Regions from separate parts of the Mus musculus genome. Here region 1 is linked to region 2. Evidence: chromatin loops called from intact Hi-C (ENCODE). Cell type or tissue: heart. All regions are shown on one strand. Links, peaks and the distances in the headings refer to the core of each region. The heading gives the core; the rest is flanking DNA.

Region 1 (8,000 bases), core at 1-8,000, 49 kb before region 2:
GCAAGAAACTATCTCAAGCAAACAATTATGTGTGGAGGGTGGATGTCAGGAATCAAAGGAAACTAGAGAACCAGAAGCAGAAGTTCACATAAAAATGACAAGAGAGATTACAGAGAAAATAACAACAAAATATTTCCAGGGTCCCTAGAGACTATACTTCTACATTGTTTGTATTCAAGGGGTTCAAATACCCAACTCGGGGATGAAAACAGAGCCACACGCCACATTAAACTCACAGAGAAGTGGCACTTCTCTGTGATGAGTGGGGAAATGGCCCAGGGTCTGAGGAGTGCTTAACAGCAGCCCAGGAGCAGGTCAGGGTGGGGCGAAGCTGCAGAACCTAGAGAGAATCTATTAGCCAACTGTATCAATCAGGGCGAGGAAGAGAACCGAAGCAGGGCCTCAGGGGCTCACAAACGGTCACCTCTCAGCAAACCCCAACAGCCTTTGAGCACCACTAGAGAGGGTAAACCCCTCAACCTAATGCATGCTACAGGAGAGAGCCAACCCAGGGAGGAACGCTAAGGAAGCCAGCTGTGCCCTGAGGCAGAGCATGGCAGGCCAAATGGAAGCAGCGCACAGCCCCAACTGCTCTGGCAGCCTCCAACCTGTGCTGATGGCCCTGGAGCCTGGCCCAGAGTCCTCCCTCCCTCCAATTGGCAGGGCTGGCTTCATCTTGATGGCACGCTGATGCCTTCCTCCTGTAAGCCCTGAGACCCACTGGGCCTTGCCTCACAGAGAGCAAGGTTTGACTGTGATGGACCCTGGAGAGTGCAGACAAGCTGCGGGTGAACAAAACGCAGGAATGACTGTATCTGCTGTCCTTCCAGCCCTTGGAATGGAGCCCTCCAGATGCCCTGGCTAGGCCCAGCTTTGGTGTTTAGGACTCTCTCCTACAAGGTGAAGCAACCAAAATGTCTATCAGTAAGAGACCAAAAACACATTATTGTACATCCAAATAACAGCACACGGCTTTTGAAATTGTATATATGTGATCCTGTGTGGAGTGCATCTGAGTGCAGGTGCCCACAGAGGCCAAAGTCATGGGATTCCCTGGAGTGTGAGTTTCAGGGGAGCTGTGAGTCTGATGTGGCTTCAGTCAAGAAACTGAACTTGGGTCCTCTTTCATAGCAGGGAGCACTCAACCTCTGAGCCACCTCTCCAGCCCTCTTAGCAACTTTTAAAATTTTAATTAAAAAAAAAAAAGATTAGTCTACATACATCAATGTGTAAATGTGTCATTATCTGTTGCCAAATAGCATTGTGTTATGATGGCCTCCTTAAGAGTAGAACTGGGGGGCTGTCGAGATGGCTCAGTGGTTAAGAGCGTCGACTGCTCTTCTGAAGGTCCCGAGTTCAAATCCCAGCAACCACATGGTGGCTCACAACCATCCGTAACAAAATCTGATGCTCTCTTCTGGAGTATCTGAGGACAGCTACAGTGTACTTACATATAATAAATAATTAAAAAAAAAAGAGTAGAACTGGGACATAAAGAGTGGAGAGTGAAGGAGAGAATTTTGAGGAACTCCCCCAGCCTTTTTTTCAAGACAGGGTTTCTCTGTATAGTCCTGGCAGTCCTGGAACTGGAGCTGTAGACAAGACTGGCCTCACCTGCCTGAGTGCTGGGATTTAAGGCGTGCTGGAGGGTTTCACTTTTTATTTGCTGTTTCTGTATTGTCTGAAAACTTTACTTGATAATCTTCTTCAATGTTTATTACATTAAAAGACACATAAGGACTAAGCAAGATTGATTCTTTAATCAATTGACCCCAGTAGTGAATTTAGAAAACCAAAACCAAAACCAAACAACGCAATAGCGTTGAAGGCTGCTGTCTAGCTGATAGAGGAAGAATGGGGAGGATCAAAGGGTGTGTCTCCTGAAGAGGAAAAAACTACATCCTCACCCCGTTCCGATTAAACCTGCTTTTCTTGAAGCATCGCTATGCAAATTAACCTCTGGGTTTCATTTTTAGGATCAGGAAGTCTTTGAACACTATGCTCGTTTAAGTGTTTAAATTGCTTGGCTCTGGTTTTTGGAAGCCGCACACAGGTAGAAAAGACAAACGAGAAAGGAGGATGAGAAGCCTGGGAATAAGCGCCCCTGGAATTATCTAGAAATGGGATTTGTGGTACAAATAGGGTGAAGAGTTGGAGCGCGAAGGATGCACGGGGGGGTAGGGGGGTGGATGTTGTTGAGGGTGAGCATATCTACTCCAGCGAGAGGTTTGAATTCCCACGCCCCTCCTCCCATCGCAGCAGCAAGGTGGAAGAGCGAGCCCAGCCCTCTGCTGCTACGGTCGGAAAGGTCACGTATCTACCCACCTCTCAGGCTCAAGTACCTTCCAGTGGTGAAAACCAACTTACTGGCTAAAGACCAAAATGGCCTAGCCTACAACGACCACTGCTCTGCTACTTCTCTGAAAAGGCCACTCGCCACTTAGGATGAATTCCCAAAGACTTCCCTCCCTCTCCTCCCTCTCCTCCCTCTCCTCCCTCTCCCCCCAGCGCTTGCAGGATGGAGGGGAAAGTCAAGGATACAAGGACAGTTCCTGGCAACGGCTCCGAGCAAACGGGAGGGTCGCTCGTCCCCAGACGCTCGTGGGGCCTCGGTGGCGGCTGCGGCGGTGCCCCACAGGACCTCCATCCCCTACCGATCGCCTTGGGGACCTCCCCAGACTCAGGACGAGATGCGCGGCGGAGCGGCCTGCCTCGGCTGAGCGCGGGTCACGGCGGCGTCAGGGCCACGGGGCGCCGAGAGGACGCGGGCGCAGGCCGGGCCCCGCCGGTCGCCCGCGCGCTCCTTGGCACCGACACGGGCGGCGCCACAGAACCTCAGGCCGCGCCGGGCCGGCGCCCTGCGTTCGATCGGCAGATCACAGAAACCCGAGACCTGCCAACCGCACTCACCCGGCTACCTGCGAAGTCTACACCGAGCCCAGGCAGGAGCAGGGACGTCGAGGGCGCGCGTCTGTCCGGGAAGCAGCGGCCCGATCAACCTCAGTCCGGGAGCCGGGGGCCGGCGGCGGGCGGGAGGCCAGGGCGCCGGTGGGGCGGGGGCGAGGCGCCGTGCGCACCGCAGGAACCAATGGGATTGCAGCAAGTGGCCTGCGTGGGCGGGGCATAACCCCTGGAGGCGGGACCGGGACCTCAGAGGCGGAACGGGGCTGGACCCGTGCGCTCTGCGGAGACCAATCATAGTGCGACCGATTAGATAGAGGGCGGGGCTTGATTCCTGAGGGCGGGGCTGGCGCGGTGCTCTACCTGCGTCCTGGAGCTGAGGTCCGGACCTCTCCTGCTGCGGTTTGCGGTAGTAGTGTAAACTCAAGCGCCTCAGCATCGGTGAGAGCACCGGTACGGGGAACCCAAGCCTATTACGCAAGGTCCTCTTGCATATCAGCAGTTGAGCATTGTTCACCAGCTGCCGAGAGTCGAGAACGCACTCCAAGACGTTCAAAAACCAAGACCTCAGAAGATGAAGTTACAGGTCCAGGGATCCCAGTCAGTACTGGTTTTCTGAGGGTACCCGCAAAGCAAAGCTACATAGCTATTTCAGCCTGATTCCTTTTTCCGTCTATCCAAATAGATTTTTGGCTTGTTTTGGGAGCAAATCTTTACTTATCTCCTTTAGAGATACTGCCTCTGGATTTTTCAGCATAACTTCAAAAACCACATTTCCTACAGAATATAAATGCAGTTAAAGAAAGATGCAAAGTCCAAGTTACTACTACATTGAAGGTAAAAACACACTTCACCTAGATAGAGTAAAGCAAAAAGATTTTTGTGTCACGTAACTGTCACAAATGACATCCTGGATCCTGTTACTCCTGTAGTTCTTGTATATAATCTAGGATTTAGGTATTCAATAAATATTCACTGCATAAATTCCTTTTTGGAGTATGGGATTATGCACACACACTAACAAGCAAGAGGGGCAGCAGAAGGGAACATCTTTAGGTATCTGTCCCAGAGCTAGGGAATGTAGTTCAGTTGGTACATTATTTAGCCTTAAATACATAAGGCTCTGGCTTGTATCCCAAGCATCATATAAACAGGTGTGGTGATACATGCCTGTGATCCCTGCATTCCAAAATGTCTCAGCTTGGGTATGATCATGGTCTCAAGCATATTTCTATTTCCAGTCAGACTGGATTACACAGCAAATTCAAGACCAAACCGAGCCGGGCGTGGTGGCGCACGCCTTTAATCCCAGCACTTGGGAGGCAGAGGCAGGTGGATTTCTGAGTTCCAGGCCAGCCTGGTCTACAAAGTGAGTTCCAGGACAGCCAGGGCTATACAGAGAAACCCTGTCTCGAAAAAAACAAAAACAAAAACAAAACAAAACAAAACAAAACAAAAGATCAAGCTGAAGTGAGGTCCTGTCTCAAAACTACTGGAGGATCTGGGATATAGTGTAGTAGTAGTGCGTTGCCTGTCCAGAATGTGCCGTCTGCTTTCACTTCTCCATCAGTTAAAAAGGGGGGCAAGGGGGACTGGGAAGATGCTCTACCGGAGGACCCAGAGTGGGGCTCACATCCACCTGTAACTCCAGATCCAGGGGCCACCTTCCTCTTCTGGATTCCCTGGACATCAAGCATGCAAATGGTGCACATATATGCATTCAGGCAAAACAAAAATACACAGGCTGGAGAGATGGCTCAATGGTTAAGAGCACCAACTGCTCTTCCAGAGGTCCTGAGTTTAATTCCCAACAACCACATGGTGACTCACAACCATCTACAATGGAGTCTGGTGCCCTCTTCTGGTGTGTCTGAAGAGAGCAATGGTATACTTATATACATGAAATAAATAAATAAATAGGGAAATAAAACCACTCATACACATAAAATGAGTTTGAATATTGAAGAAAAAGACCAGACCTCCATACATGCATTACTTGAATTGGAACTCCACCAAATGCTATGCAATCATATACTTTGGTGGTTTTGTTTTGTCTTGTTGCTGATTTTTTTGATTGTTTGTTTCCAAGACATGGTTTTCCTGTGTAACAGTGCCCTGGTTGCCCTGGAACTTGCTTTGTAGACCAGACTGATCTCCATCTCATAGAGATCCACCTGTCTCTGCCTCCGAGTGAGCCAGCACACCCTGCTGCTCATATACGTTGTTAGATTCTGGCCTGAGCACCTGTCTGTCGAGGCTCCCCAGGCTGGGGAGATTTTGAAACTTGCCACGGCACTCCAGTCGAGTCAGCCTGTCAGGCAGGGATGCCTAAAAGCTGCTCATGAGGCAAAAAGAGTTTCAAGGAAGCTCTCCTCCTGGAGTCTGGAGTTCTCTTAATTCTCCATTCCCGCGTTAATCTAGTGTATGGATCCACATGCTCTCTTTCAGTATCATCCTATTATAAGTGCCTTTTAAGATTGAATTCTGACATAGCTAAAGCCTCAGTGTTCCAACAGTCCTAGAACGTCCTTGAGCTAGACAGTGACATTCAGAATAGCCTCTCGTATTACACTATCAATAAAAGCCAAGTCGCTCCCATATACAGGAATTTACAATGGTTTAGGAAGTAGATTGGGCTGTGGTTTTAGAGTATTGCATTATTCTTGAGACGGTTAGCTAGAACGGAACTCCCTAGTTAGAACCATGACTTGGGTGTGAAAGCCCTTGCCCTAGGAGAGTAAAGACCTCACACCTGGCTTCTAAGACTATAGCTGAGTTACACCCATACACACACACACACACACACACACACACACACACACACACACGTATTTACAATGGCCTAAGGGGAAGGTGGACTATTCAACAGACTAAAATAGGAACTATGGCAAGGGCATGAAGCCCTTGACCCTGGCTTCTAAGATAGTGAATCTTAGGTGGAGCCCTTTTTCTTTCTTTTTTTTTTTTTTAAAGATTTATTTATTTATTATATGTAAGTACACTGTAGGTGTCTTCAGACACACCAGAAGAGGGCGTCAGATCTTGTTACGGATGGTTGTGAGCCACCATGTGGTTGCTGGGACTTGAACACTGGACCTTTGGCAGAGCAGTTGGGTGCTCTTACCCACTGAGCCATCTCACCAGCCCAGGTGGAGCCCTTTTTGATCCCAGTTGTTAACAATGAATTCTATCCCAGGTGGTTCCTGTTAGACCTTCTGTGTTTGCATTCCTCTGTTTTATGTAAGAATCCAGTAACCTCTTTGTACCTTGCTTGTACTTTTGGTGTGTCACCCAACTTCCTTATTGTCTTCTGCATAAAAAGTCCGACGCTCGATTTGACAAATTACATTCAGATTCCACACGACCTCTCCTGTGTGCATCTGTTTGTCCCTCATCCTACACTTTGTCCACCCACGACTAGAGACCCATTCCACGCAGACAAAGGGGCCCAGAGGGTCTGCGGCAGAAACTTTGGGATCCTTTTCTGCCTTGGACCAGAGCCGAAGATCCACTTCACCCAAAACAGCCAATGAGCTCTACTCCAGAAAGAAACCTACCAAGAACAGAGAGCAGTTCAGGCTGGGTGGGCTGTTCTGATTCGTCCTTAACTGCCAGCCAAGGACTGTACTACTAACGGTGCAATTCATAGCCCATCTTCTAAGAGTGCAAAGCAAACCCTACTCCATGGGAACTAAAAGATTGCAGTGGGCTGTTTCCACATGGAAGTGTAAACACTTTCAAATACTGCGTCTCCTCTTCAGAGGGTTTACTGTGTTGAGTAACAGAACGGCTTCACCCACTAGCTTTACTTTAGAAACACCTCTGTCACCTGGGTCATGGTGATTATTGCTGAGGTTCCTCTTCAGAAGTCAGGCCTGCATATGAGGTGACACTTTATGGCACTTGTACTAAAAGCTTTACCCTCTGATCGCACCAATGCTACCATTTCCTTAACGCGTGTGACATGAAGATTTATTGCACACATGCAGACATGGCTAGGGGAGAGCCATGGGAGAGTGTCGTGACTGCTCTAATTGATGTGGGAAGACTTGGCCTGAGAAAGGGGCACCGTTCCCTGGTTTGGGGGCCTGGATAGTGTAAGAGAATGTGTGCTGAGCAGGGGACAGGCGTGCGCTGTCTGCTCTTGGCTGTAGGTCTGATGTGACTGGCTGTTTTAAGTTCCTGCAGCCCCGACTTCTCTGATGGACTGAAACCCTATATTATAAGCCAAAAATGAACCCTCTCTGCAGGTTGTCTTTTGTCTGGGTATTTTATCACAGCGACAGACATAGCACTAGGACACCTCCAGTGTGAGAGAGAGAGATTGCGTCTGGAAGAAGAGGAAACGAGACTTTCTGTGGTGGAGACTAACAAACTGTTTAGTTTGCTTCTTTTCGTGACAAGGAACAGAAAAACGTCACCTCATATTGGCTTAAATAATAAAATTAATGTGACTTGTAAATCTGGGGGGAAGTGTGGTAAGGGGTATGATCTGAAAGTAACGCCTCCTCAGACCTGGTTCGTATATTGAAATCCTATGGCTGATCTCAAGGATGGTGGCCTCGGGAACAGGGTTAAAGCCCTTGTAAACAGAGCTCTCTGTGCCTGGGAGCTGGCTTAGGGGAGAGGGGCTTGCTGACAGGGCTGGAGAACTAGGGTGATCACTGGATTTCATGAAGTAGGAGAGAACCAATTCCTTCAAATTGTCCTCTGGCTTCCACATACACACATACACAATAAAATAATCCACATACAAGTGGGCATGCACTCATACACAATAAAATAAATGGATGGGGCTGGAGAGATGGCTCAGTGGTTAAGAGCACTGAAGGCTCTTCAGGAGGTCCTGAGTGCAATTCCCAGCAACCACATGGTGGCTCACAACCATTTGTAATGGAATCAGATGCCTTCCTCTGGTATGTCTGAAGACAGTGATAGTGTACGTATACATCAAATAAATAAATAAATAAATAAATAATAAAATCTTTTTAAAAAAATAAATAGATGGGGGCTGGAGAGATGACTCAGTGGGTAAGAGCACCAACTGCTCTTCCGAAGGTCCAGAGTTCAAATCCCAGCAACCTCATGGTGGCTCACAA
Region 2 (10,429 bases), core at 968-8,967:
TTTTGAAAAACAATTTCTCTTTTTTGGTGGTGTTTCATTTTGTTAATTTTTTATGTGTGCTGGTGTTTTGCCTGCATGTATGCCTGTGTACCACAGCTGTGCTATGTGTTCATGGAGGCCAGAAGAGATTGTTGGATCCACCGGAACTGGGCTTGTAGTACAGGTGGTTGTTAGTCACTAGTTGCTGGTAATCAAACCCCAGACCCCTAGAAGAACAGTCAGTGCTCTTAACCACTGAGCTGTGCCTCCAGCTATTCTTTTTGTTATGAGAAAGTCTTGCTATGTTGCTCAGGCTAGACTCAAACTCATGGGAAACCCCCTGTTTTAGCCACTATCCAAGTGTTAGGATTGCTACCATACCTGGCTGTAAAAATCATAATTTATAAATAGGATTTTCACATAATCATTTGTTTTTATACATGTGACATTTTCATCCAGAGATTCGTTATTTAGAAATTGGGATTTAGGCCAGGCGTGGTGGCGCACGCCTTTAATCCCGACACTTGGGAGGCAGAGGCAGGCCAATTTCTGAGTTTGAGGCCAGCCTGGTTTACAGAGGGAGTTCCAGGATAGCCAGGGCTACACAGAGAAACCCTGTCTCACAAAAAAACAAAAACAAACAAACAAACAAACAAAAAAACCCAACCAACCAACCAACCAACCAAAAACCCCCAAACAAACCCAAAACAAAACAAAAAACCAAAAAACAAGAGCTAGAGAGATGGCTCAGGTTGCTCTTCCAGAGGACCTGGGTTCAGTTCCTAACATTTGTATGGTGGCTAACAACTGTTTGTAACTCTAGATCCAGAGAACCTTTCTTTGATGTCTTCCTTGGGCACAAGGGACACATACATGCAGGAAAAATATTCATAAAATAATAAGCTAAAAAGTCAGACCCCCCCCCTGTAAAAAGCCCCGGGAGGTTAGAATTGGAAAGCTATGACCATCATTTCAGGAAAAGTGGGCATGTGCTAAGGAGGTGGACCCACTTACAGAGACCACACACCTCCGTAACCATAAGCCTACACAAACATCTTTTCCCTGTAATTTACCTAGCCTGTAATATCATAACAGCAAACCCAACAAACCAATTAAAAACCTGCATACTAATACAGCACCTTATCTGAGAAATAATCTACCAACATCCCTCCTCTTTTGGAAGATCTGATAATTATTAACCCTTAGCAAGAAAATGGATTTCGATATTTGCTTATTCGTTCAGGAGATGGGGTCCTGCTACTTTGCTTACCCTAGGCCTGAATTTCTGAGCTCAAGAGATTCTTTTGTGCTGGTGTGTGTTGGCACATTCCCTTAATCCCAGCACTCAGGAGGTAGAGGCAGGAGGATCTCTGAGTTTGGGGCCAGTCTACAGACTAGAGAGTGATCTCTATGACAGCAAGAACTGCAGAGAAACCCTGTCTCCAAAGCCAAAAAAAAAAAAAAAAAAAAAGAAGAAAGAAAGAAAACACACCAGATTCTTGCCCCAGTCTTCAAGTAGCTGGGATAGCAGGCATGTGTCATTATACCCAAATTTAAACCTTGAGGTGGCACAGAGAACAGGCATTAACAGTACACAATTTCTCTGTCAAGGGCCAGGAAATAAATATATTTGAGGGCCATCTGTGCATTGTCCAAACTATGAAGTTTGTATTGTGATGTTGACAGGACATAAGTGAGTGTACATCACCCAGAGGAAGGATTTATGTCCACAGTGGGCAGAGGTCCTTGCCTAGTCAGCACTCTAAGCAACAGGAAGCCATTATGCACAGGAGGGCCATAACAAACTAAGCATATTTTGGGCACTGCAACTTCAACCAGTTTCCTTCAATATTTTTTCCCCTCTGTATCCCTGGTTGACTGAGAACTTGCTACAGCAGGTCTCAGGGCTTCAGCGAGATCCTCTGGCCTCTGCTTCCCTAGTGCTGAGATTACAAGCATGTGCCACCACATCTGGCTCCTCCCACCAGTTTTGTTTGGTATCCACACAAAAACAAGTGGCAGAATCATTTGTCTATTGTCTACAGCTTGCAGGCTTATGATTTGAGATCTTACGGGAGTCTCTAGATTGGAAATCTATTAGAAACCACAATTAAATACTAACATCTCATTTGAATACAAGCATTTGTTAAAAGTTTAGTTCTTAAGAATTAACTGGGGGCTGGTGAGATGGCTCAGTGGGTAAGAGCACCCGACTGCTCTTCCAAAGGTCAGGAGTTCAAATCCCAGCAACCACATGGTGGCTCACAACCACCCGTAATGAGATCTGATGCCCTCTTCTGGTGCGTCTGAAGACAGCTACAGTGTACTTACATATAATAAATAAATAAATCTTTAAAAAAAAAAAAAAAAAAAAAAGAATTAACTGAAACAATTCTTTAAGAAAAAAAGGTGTGTGTGTGTGGGGGGGGGGGGGCTGGAAAGATGGCTCAGTGGTTAAGAGCACTGATGAGGTCCTGAGTTCAATCCCCAGCAACCACATGGTGGCTCACAACCATGTGTAATGGGATCCAATGCCCTCTTCTGGTGTGTCTTCAGACAGTTACAGTGTACTCACATACATAAAATAAACAATTCTTTAAAAAAAAATATTGTATACTACAAAGTACCCAGAAATAGGAAGTACTAATTTGCTATGTGTTGTTACTTCATATACCTAATTGATACCTATTGCTTAGAATAGAAGCCTTGTGTTCAAATTCTAGCACCAATAAAAGGAGGGGGGGGAGCAAAGATATTATCAAGATATTTACTTATGTAGAAGATGGTTACGGAAAGAAGAAAACTGAAATATGTAAATTCTAAATTGATCCTTTACTTTGGGATTACATATTTAAGGAAAACCCAAGCAGACTGGTAAGGTTAAGAACACTTAGTTCTCTTGCAGAGGGCTGGGGTTTAGTCTCCCAGCACCCACAAGGTGGCTCACAAACATCCTAATCTGGGTCTGGAGACTGAATGCTTTCTTCCGGCTTCTTTGGGGCGTTCATTGTATGCACGTGGGCACAAACATACATGTAAGGGACAACGCTCCTACACATAAGATAGACTTTAGTTCAATTCTGTGTCATTTTCTTAGAGAAATAGCTGAAGCCATTAAACTTTTTAAAAAATCTAACTTGAATAAGAAAGCAGTGCAAGAAGACAATTTTCATTTTACTAGTCAGGATCTGTGAAATAGCAGGACTGGTCTCTTCACCAGCAGCGGCTGGGTGCCTGGGCTCCGGTGTCAAGGCCTTACTAGCCGGGAGACTCGGAGAGTCTTTTGTAACTTCTTGGGTGTCAGTTAACTAACAGGCAATTTATAGCGAGAACAAGAGAATAGGGTAAGGAGAGAATAAAAGAATCGGTTAAAACCACTTCCAAATATTTGTTTTGAAAAAGTAGAAACCAAATACGAAAGTGGTCCAGGTAAATGGTTAGTTACTGTGATAAAACTAGAGCGGATAAAAAAACCATCGGTGTACAGGGTCTGTCTTTACAAGGCAGAGATGCACAGAAACCTGGACCCGGCCTCAGAATTAGAAAGCTGGGAAAGAACTACCTGGCCGACCTCCATCAAGGCCGTGCAAAGCACGTGGGCTTTTCGCCAGTCACGCCAGTTTCGTTTCAAGAGTAGCACCGGTCGCTGAGGTTAAACCCATGGGTCAAAGCGTTTAGGCAGTCCACGCATCATCTTAAGAACTAAGGCATTCACGCACCTGCAAGCCCCGCCACGCAGCTCCGGCTCGCACCCGCCACTCGCACCCGCCGGAAGTTGGCCCGGGGAATCCAGCGCGCCCCGGCCTCTGCCCCGCCTCCGATGGACTCGGCTGCTCATTGGCCGCAGCCCGCCTAGGTCCCCGCCCGCGAGGCGACCCGTGGGGGTTCCTCCCGCCTTAGGGTGCGGTCGGAGCCCGCTGCCTAGCCGGGCTCAGAATCCCTGGCACCACGATTAGAGCTGATGATGCTCGTCAGGGGCTGTCACTTAAGGTCCCTGCGTTTACCCCAGAGCCTCCTACACTGGGGGCAGAGCCGAGGCTGCCTGACTGTGGCTGCTCACCAAGCGCCAGGGCGGAGCGGCCAGGGCTGGACTCCGGAGCAGCTCAAGCGCACTGCGTTTAGAACGCAGGTCGCTCAGACGCTCCAGCCTTTGCTAAAAACTACGCGAGGCCGGTTATAGCAAGCATCGAGGCAGAATGGGAATGGCTCCTTTCCAACTCATAGTGGGGACGCGGGACGGGGATTTCTTTCTCATGCACGTCTCCCTGACCAAAGTAAACTTGGCGCTTGCAACAAACGCGTTCGAGCTCCGTGCCGGACAAGCCGAGGCTTTTCTCGTCCCCCAGCTTTTTTTTTTTTCCATGGCCTCTAATCTCAGGCATTTACTCCCTATAGAAAGCCTCTTAGGAGTCCCCGCAGGCTGAGGGGATCAACAGCCGAAGCTGTCGCGGTCGCCTCGGGAGCGACTTCTCCTGTAATGGCGCCTGCGTCAACCACTAACATGGCGGCCGAGTTCGTGCGCGGCGCAAACGTCAGCAGCTCTACCCCGGCGGCTCAGAAACAGCGGAGGAGAGCGGGCCGGTGTTCGCTGATTGGCTCGTGGGTGGAGCGAGCCCGTGCGGACGCTCCCTCACGAGCCAATCAGGAAAGGGATAAAAGGAATTGGCCGCTGCGCCTCCTCCCGAGGCATGCTGGGAGCCTGGAGGACTAGCGAGGAGTAGTTGAGAGAACGGAGCGGACGCCATGGCGGCCGACATCGAGCAGGTTTTCAGGTCTTTCGTGGTCAGTAAATTCCGGGAAATACAACAGGAGCTTTCCAGGTAAACGCTTCCCAGACTTTTCTGCTCCTCGCGGGCTGTTAGGGCTTCATCTAGCCTCCCGTGGCATCTTTCACGGAACGCCGTCGTTTCTCGGCTCAGGCCCCGCTACGGCCCCGCCTGGGCCTGGGATCCATTTTCCGCCCCCCCCCCCACCCCCCCAGTTCCCCGTTCGTTCCTTTCGCGAAAGATCGTCTCTTCCGCGGTGTCGCACACGCCGTTTCTTTCTTCCAGTTAAGACGGTCACCTTTCCCTCGTTTGGACACCCCCTACCCTCCAGCTACTCGGAGGCCCGGCGTCCACCAGGGACGGGCCTAGTTCCCTTCCCAGCTCCTCCTCCGCCGCCGCCTTTCCCCTCCCCCTCCCCGCCTCCGCGCATTTCGCCGGCCGGTGTCTATGGCCGGAAAGGGTCTCTAACGGCCGCTTCTTGGGTAACCTTAAAACTTCTTTATTATTGTACGCTTGCGATCGTTTGGCCACCGCAGTCTATTTATTAGACGATTTGGGCCCCGGTTACTGCTCTGTGCTTCAGACCGGATTAGCACTCTTTTCACAGTTGTAAATTGAAACATCTCAGTTCGATGTAAGATACAAGATCAAATATTCGAGAGGATGATAGGAGGGGGCTTTGGAACTGCTGGATGCGTAATTTGATTGAGTAGAAAGTGGAGTATGTGTTATTTTTGTTATTTTTCCTTGCTACCCCGACTTAACGGACGGATTTTTGTCACTGCCAGTAGACTTCAGAGGTTAGCCTTGGTTCTCAGAATTTAATGTTGAAGAGATCTCCTCAGTTGTTTACTTAGGAAAATAGTGTGGGTTATGTTATAACTTAAGGAAATATTCAGAGGTAAATATTTTTTACTTTTATTTTTTAACGAATGGTTTAAGTTGAGAACAGAGCAATACATAAGTTAGAAAAATCATCTGATAAGCAGTTGTAAATTATATGCCCAAATTACCTGGGACTGTGGATAGAATAATGTTAATCATATTTTATTGCAGAAATTGTTTTTTTTTCAAGATAGGGTGTTTTTGTTTGTTGCTGTTTTTGTTTTCTTTCTTTTTTTTTTTTTTCTTTTTTGTGGACAGGCTCTAATGTCATGGCTTACAGCTTTGTAGCTGAAGCTGCCCTGTTGTCATCTTTCAATCAATGGTGGCGTCACAATTTTTTTTTTAAATAAAAATATTTATACACTGTGTTGCTTTTTAACATTTTGAGACATTGGGTATTTTTTTTTGTTTGTTTAATGAGATGAAACATAAACTAAGGGAATATCATTTTACCTGGAAACCTTTGATTTTTGAGTCAGGGTCTCACTAGGTAGTCCTGGCTGACTTAGAATTCACTGTGTAGATTAGGCCGGCCTTGCCCTAATAGGAATCTGCCTGCCTCTGCTGGGATTAAAGGCCAGTGCTACCACCATTCTGAAACTCAAGCAGTCTCTTGTACTGGTTGTATTTACTTTTTTGTAGGGTGGGGGTTGGAGACTGGGTTTCTTTGTGTGGCTCTGAAGACCAGGCTGGCCTTGAACTTTAGAGATCCACCCGCCTCTGCTTCTGTAAAAGGCTTGTGCCATCGTGCCCTTTTAATGTGTTTTCTCTTAGTGTGGTCATTTTGTATTGTATTTTAGACATAATAGATTATGAGCAGGTTTGTCCTTCAAAGTCTCAATTATTGGAACACTTTTCATAACTACATAAATTCCTTTTTAGGATATTTATTGTTGGACAGATAAATGGTTTAAAATTCTAACTGCTTTTTAGTAATTGTAATTAACATTCTGGTAGCTTTAAGGAAAATTATTTTTTATAGATTGATTTGACTTTTCTTTTCTTTTCTTTTCTTTTCTTTCTTTCTTTCTTTCTTTCTTTCTTTCTTTCTTTCTTTCTTTTTTTTTTTTAAAGAAAGCTCTCCCTGCCTCTGCTTCTGCTTCACAGTGCCTGAATTGTCCTCCTGCCCAGCCCTAGATGACTGGAACAAACCTCTAATCCTAGTGCTCACAAGGCAGAGGCAAGAAAATCAATCCCTGTGAGGTAGTTGGTCTACAGTAGTGAGTTCTAGGCCAGACAAAGTAGAGAGACCCTATCTTAAAAAAAAAAAAAAAAAAAAGTGTAAGTGAGAGCATTAGAAAAACCAGCCTGGTTTATGGCATAATCAGTATAAAAACATTTTTTTTTAATTTGCCATTTGAGTGAGCTACTTTCCCCCTATTTGCTTATATATCAGTATAGGTGGTGAGACTAACACACAATTTATTGCATACAGTTTTTTCCTCCATTTATAGAAACAATAATAGTCCTGGTTGTGGACTCTTGTTAAAATTTCATGGTTTTTAAAAATAGGTGGCAGGCCAGGTATGGTGGTGCAGGCCTTTAGTCCCAGCAGATGGGCAGAGGTGGGCACATATCTCTTGAGTTTTAGACTGCCAGGGCTACATAGTGAGGCCTTTGTCTTGGAAATAAAACAAAAGAAAGTGGCACTAGTATGTATGTATTTAGAAATGTTATTAGCCTAACAAGGTTTGTGTGTTAGAAAACCAATCATTCCTCACTAAAGTGTTCTGTTTCTTTAATAAAACTGTTAGCAGGTAGCAGTTTTATGTGCATTCAGGTAGCAAAATTCTAATTCAAACTGAATGCATTTTAAATTTTTTGCAAGTTTATCCAAAAATAGTAAAAAATGTTTATGTGAATGACCTTGTTTTATCTATGGTGATGCTCTGGCCCTGTGATCTGAAGACAAGCTATTGATCATTTTACTATTAGTATAAATGAATTGCCACTTGTTCTGTGTAAAATTCTTGAATTTCATAAGTTGTTTAGTAAGCAGACTTTTAAGTACAAGTTTTTTTTTTTTGTTTGTTTGTTTGTTTTTTGGTTTTTTGAGACAGGGTTTCTCTGCATAGCCCTGGCTGTCCTGGAACTCACTTTGTAGACCAGGCTGGCCTTGAACTCTGGAATCCGCTTGCCTCTGCCTCCCTAGTGCTGGGATTAAAGGCGTGCACCACCACGCCCGGCACATGGTTTTCTTTTTAAAATTTACAGCATTTCAGTTACAGTCTGAATATGAAGAGGCTACAAGCAGCCCTTTACACAGTGTTTGCCTGGATGGTTTGTGATCAGTGCACAGTGTGGCTTTCTACCATAATGCTTGGTCGTCTGTTTTTCTTTGTGAATGTGAATTAGCTCATTGTTACTTAGGTAACTGGAAGCTTTAAGTTGTTTTAATCATAACAATTATATTTTTTTCTTTTTCTTTCTTTATTTTTTTGGGGGTGGATGGGGGACGGGTTTTCTGTGTTGTCCTGGAACTTTCAATGTAAACCAGGCTGGTCTTCAACTCAACAGGGATCCTCCTGCCTCTGCCTCCTGAGTGCTGAGGGAGGGCTGGGATTAAAGGCCACCACTTGTAGCTTATCTTATTTTGAAAACACAGTTGGACGTCTGATTTTAAAAGTTCTTTAACTGTCTTAGTTCTTGAAACTTTATGTACTAATGGCAAACATCTGAAATAGAAAATCTTGAGGCTTATGGGTAGCATAATATAATGTAAGATCATGTTAATTACGTTATTAATGTCGAATTACCGATTTATTATAGTATGATGGAAGTATTAATGAACTTTGAAATGTTTTTCTTGTCAAGTGGAAGGAGTGAAGGCCAGCTGAATGGTGAAACAAATCCACCCATTGAAGGGAACCAGGCAGGTGACACAGCTGCCTCTGCAAGGAGTCTCCCAAATGAAGAAATAGTGCAGAAGATAGAGGAGGTCCTCTCTGGGGTCTTAGATACGGAGCTGCGGTACAAGCCCGGTAAGCTGACGCTCACTGTCAGTTTCAAAAATCTTTTGAAAAATTTGAATGTTAATTGCACTATTTTTAGGTTATTTTTTTCATAGTGTCTTTGAAAATAGTCTACTCAAACAGGGGCATTGAAGTTCTTGTTTCACTGGTAAAATAAGATTTTTCTTTTTATTTAATTCAATTTTGTTGTAACTCAATGTCAGGATTTTTCTGTGTATTTTCTTTGAAGGGTTGTGTAAATAACTCGTTTAAAAGTAGCTCTTGGAGCCATAATGATCCTGCAACAGCCCCTGGAGCAAGGTCCCCCAAATCGGGACCCACGGGCCACCACTGGGGTGACTCGTGGACTGGACGCCAGGGAACCTTTGCACAGGCAGTTCCTGTCTGAGGAGAACATGGCCACCCATTTCTTCCAACTCAGCCTACGTAATTACCACCACTACTGCAGCCCCCCTGTGACTTTTTCCGAAGCCCTGCCACCACTCAGGAGCCCTTGCCCAGAGCCACTTCTCTGGCGCTATACCAGGAGCCTGATTCCTGAAGCCCTCAGGCTGCTGAGGCTGGGGTATACCCCTAGTCCCTACTACCCTGCATCCCCAGCTGGGATATCATGGGGGTCTGGGTGTTGATGGCCTGTGTCCCTCCCCATCTTCTTCCTGACATCAAACACCAGCAACTCCTAGAGAGGGATGAAGTCCTTCTCCAAACCAGGTGCCTGGCCACCAGGACCTTCCCCCTGACAGGAGGACACTAGCTTGGTGGAACCCTCAGTGAGAGACAGCTTGGGACCCCATTAGTGATAAAGACCTGTGAGCAGTTAAAAAAAAAAAAAAAGTAGCTCTTGGTGTGTTTTTCCTCCCTTAATTTTTGTTTGGTACATTTGGGTGTTTGCGTGTACTGAGCCACACATGTGTGGTTGGGGCTGAGGAAAGCAAGAGGAGGAAAGTCTTGGGTCCCCCAGACTTGGAGGATGGGCAGCTGTAAGAACAGTGTAAGCTCTTCAGCAGATTGTTCTAGCTCTGAAGTGTCAATTTTATAAGCTGCAATATCCTGAACTAAATCTCTACTGGTTTTAAACCACATTACATTTTGTTTTAAAGCCCATGCTTAAAAGTTGACTTGTTTGTACAAAGCAGGTTGAGGCACTTTCGTTGTATACAATTTCTTTTTTGGAATTGATTAAATAATGGGTGATTAAAAATGAAGAATCTGTGGTTAATCACAAGACTAAATTATTAAGTATAGGAGTTAGGTATATAGTATGGTTCATAAGACAGTTTAAAATAACAACTAGTCTGGCTTAGATCATGTCTGGTTAGGTATAAACTACCTTTTCATGCTGTGAAATAAGCATTAAAAATTGATTGATTTTCTTTTGGTATGATGCCATGTTGGTGTTGGTGTTTTTTCTCTATAGTAGGAATCACTGGTATATTTGACTAGCCATTTCCTTAAGATTTATCTTATTTATAATCTATAGGGTAAATTTTACTGTGCGGTTTTAAGATAGTGTAAACTGTCTTATTTGTAATAGGCAAGTTGAAATGTTAGGTCTGTATTCAAGAATAAAGTGTTTAGGGAAACGTGGTTTTATCAGAATATGACAGTTTTAAAAAGTGAGCTCTGTAGTTGCGTTGGTGTATTTGTTCAGGCGTTCTTGTTTAGAAGGATTCACTTGGATTGTGTTGAAAATGTCCATGTAGTAAATAAGCACATTCCTTGTACTTGGTAGACTTTTTGTTGTTCTGTCTTCCTGGAGATCAAACCCAGGGACTGTACAGTGTGTCAGTAATTTGACAAGGCCCTTCCTCTACCATGTGATGGGTT

What was found. Peaks named below come from ENCODE experiments on the same cell type or tissue, not always from the same donor. Only the 100,000 strongest peaks of a DNase experiment are listed, where the experiment ranks them.
Region 1: it touches region 2 in a loop (2.1-fold over the local background); 9 of 42 quality-filtered maps call a loop at or near these places.

Annotation. Positions count from the first base shown.
Region 1 is chr16:91,594,672-91,602,671 of GRCm38, forward strand. Tmem50b (transmembrane protein 50B) reads right to left here and starts at 3,009. Exons shown (of 7, transcript NM_030018.3): 1 at 2,911-3,009. In heart, for the core only: a CTCF peak has its summit at 4,782 (motif pointing left); DNase peaks (open chromatin) are centred at 630 and 3,130; H3K4me3 peaks cover 2,098 bases; H3K27ac peaks cover 1,360 bases; H3K27me3 peaks cover 1,232 bases.
Region 2 is chr16:91,643,186-91,653,614 of GRCm38, forward strand. It overlaps Gart (phosphoribosylglycinamide formyltransferase), which reads right to left and starts at 3,787. Exons shown (of 22, transcript NM_010256.2): 1 at 3,699-3,787. Son (Son DNA binding protein) reads left to right here and starts at 4,639. Exons shown (of 12, transcript NM_178880.4): 1 at 4,639-4,799; 2 at 8,445-8,611. The coding sequence starts at 4,723. Gm36712 (predicted gene, 36712) reads left to right here and starts at 8,583. Exons shown (of 1, transcript NM_001370901.1): 1 at 8,583-10,429. The coding sequence starts at 8,875. The coding sequence ends at 9,231. In heart, for the core only: no CTCF peak of the experiment used is centred there; DNase peaks (open chromatin) are centred at 3,856, 4,606 and 5,106; H3K4me3 peaks cover 4,109 bases; H3K27ac peaks cover 2,890 bases.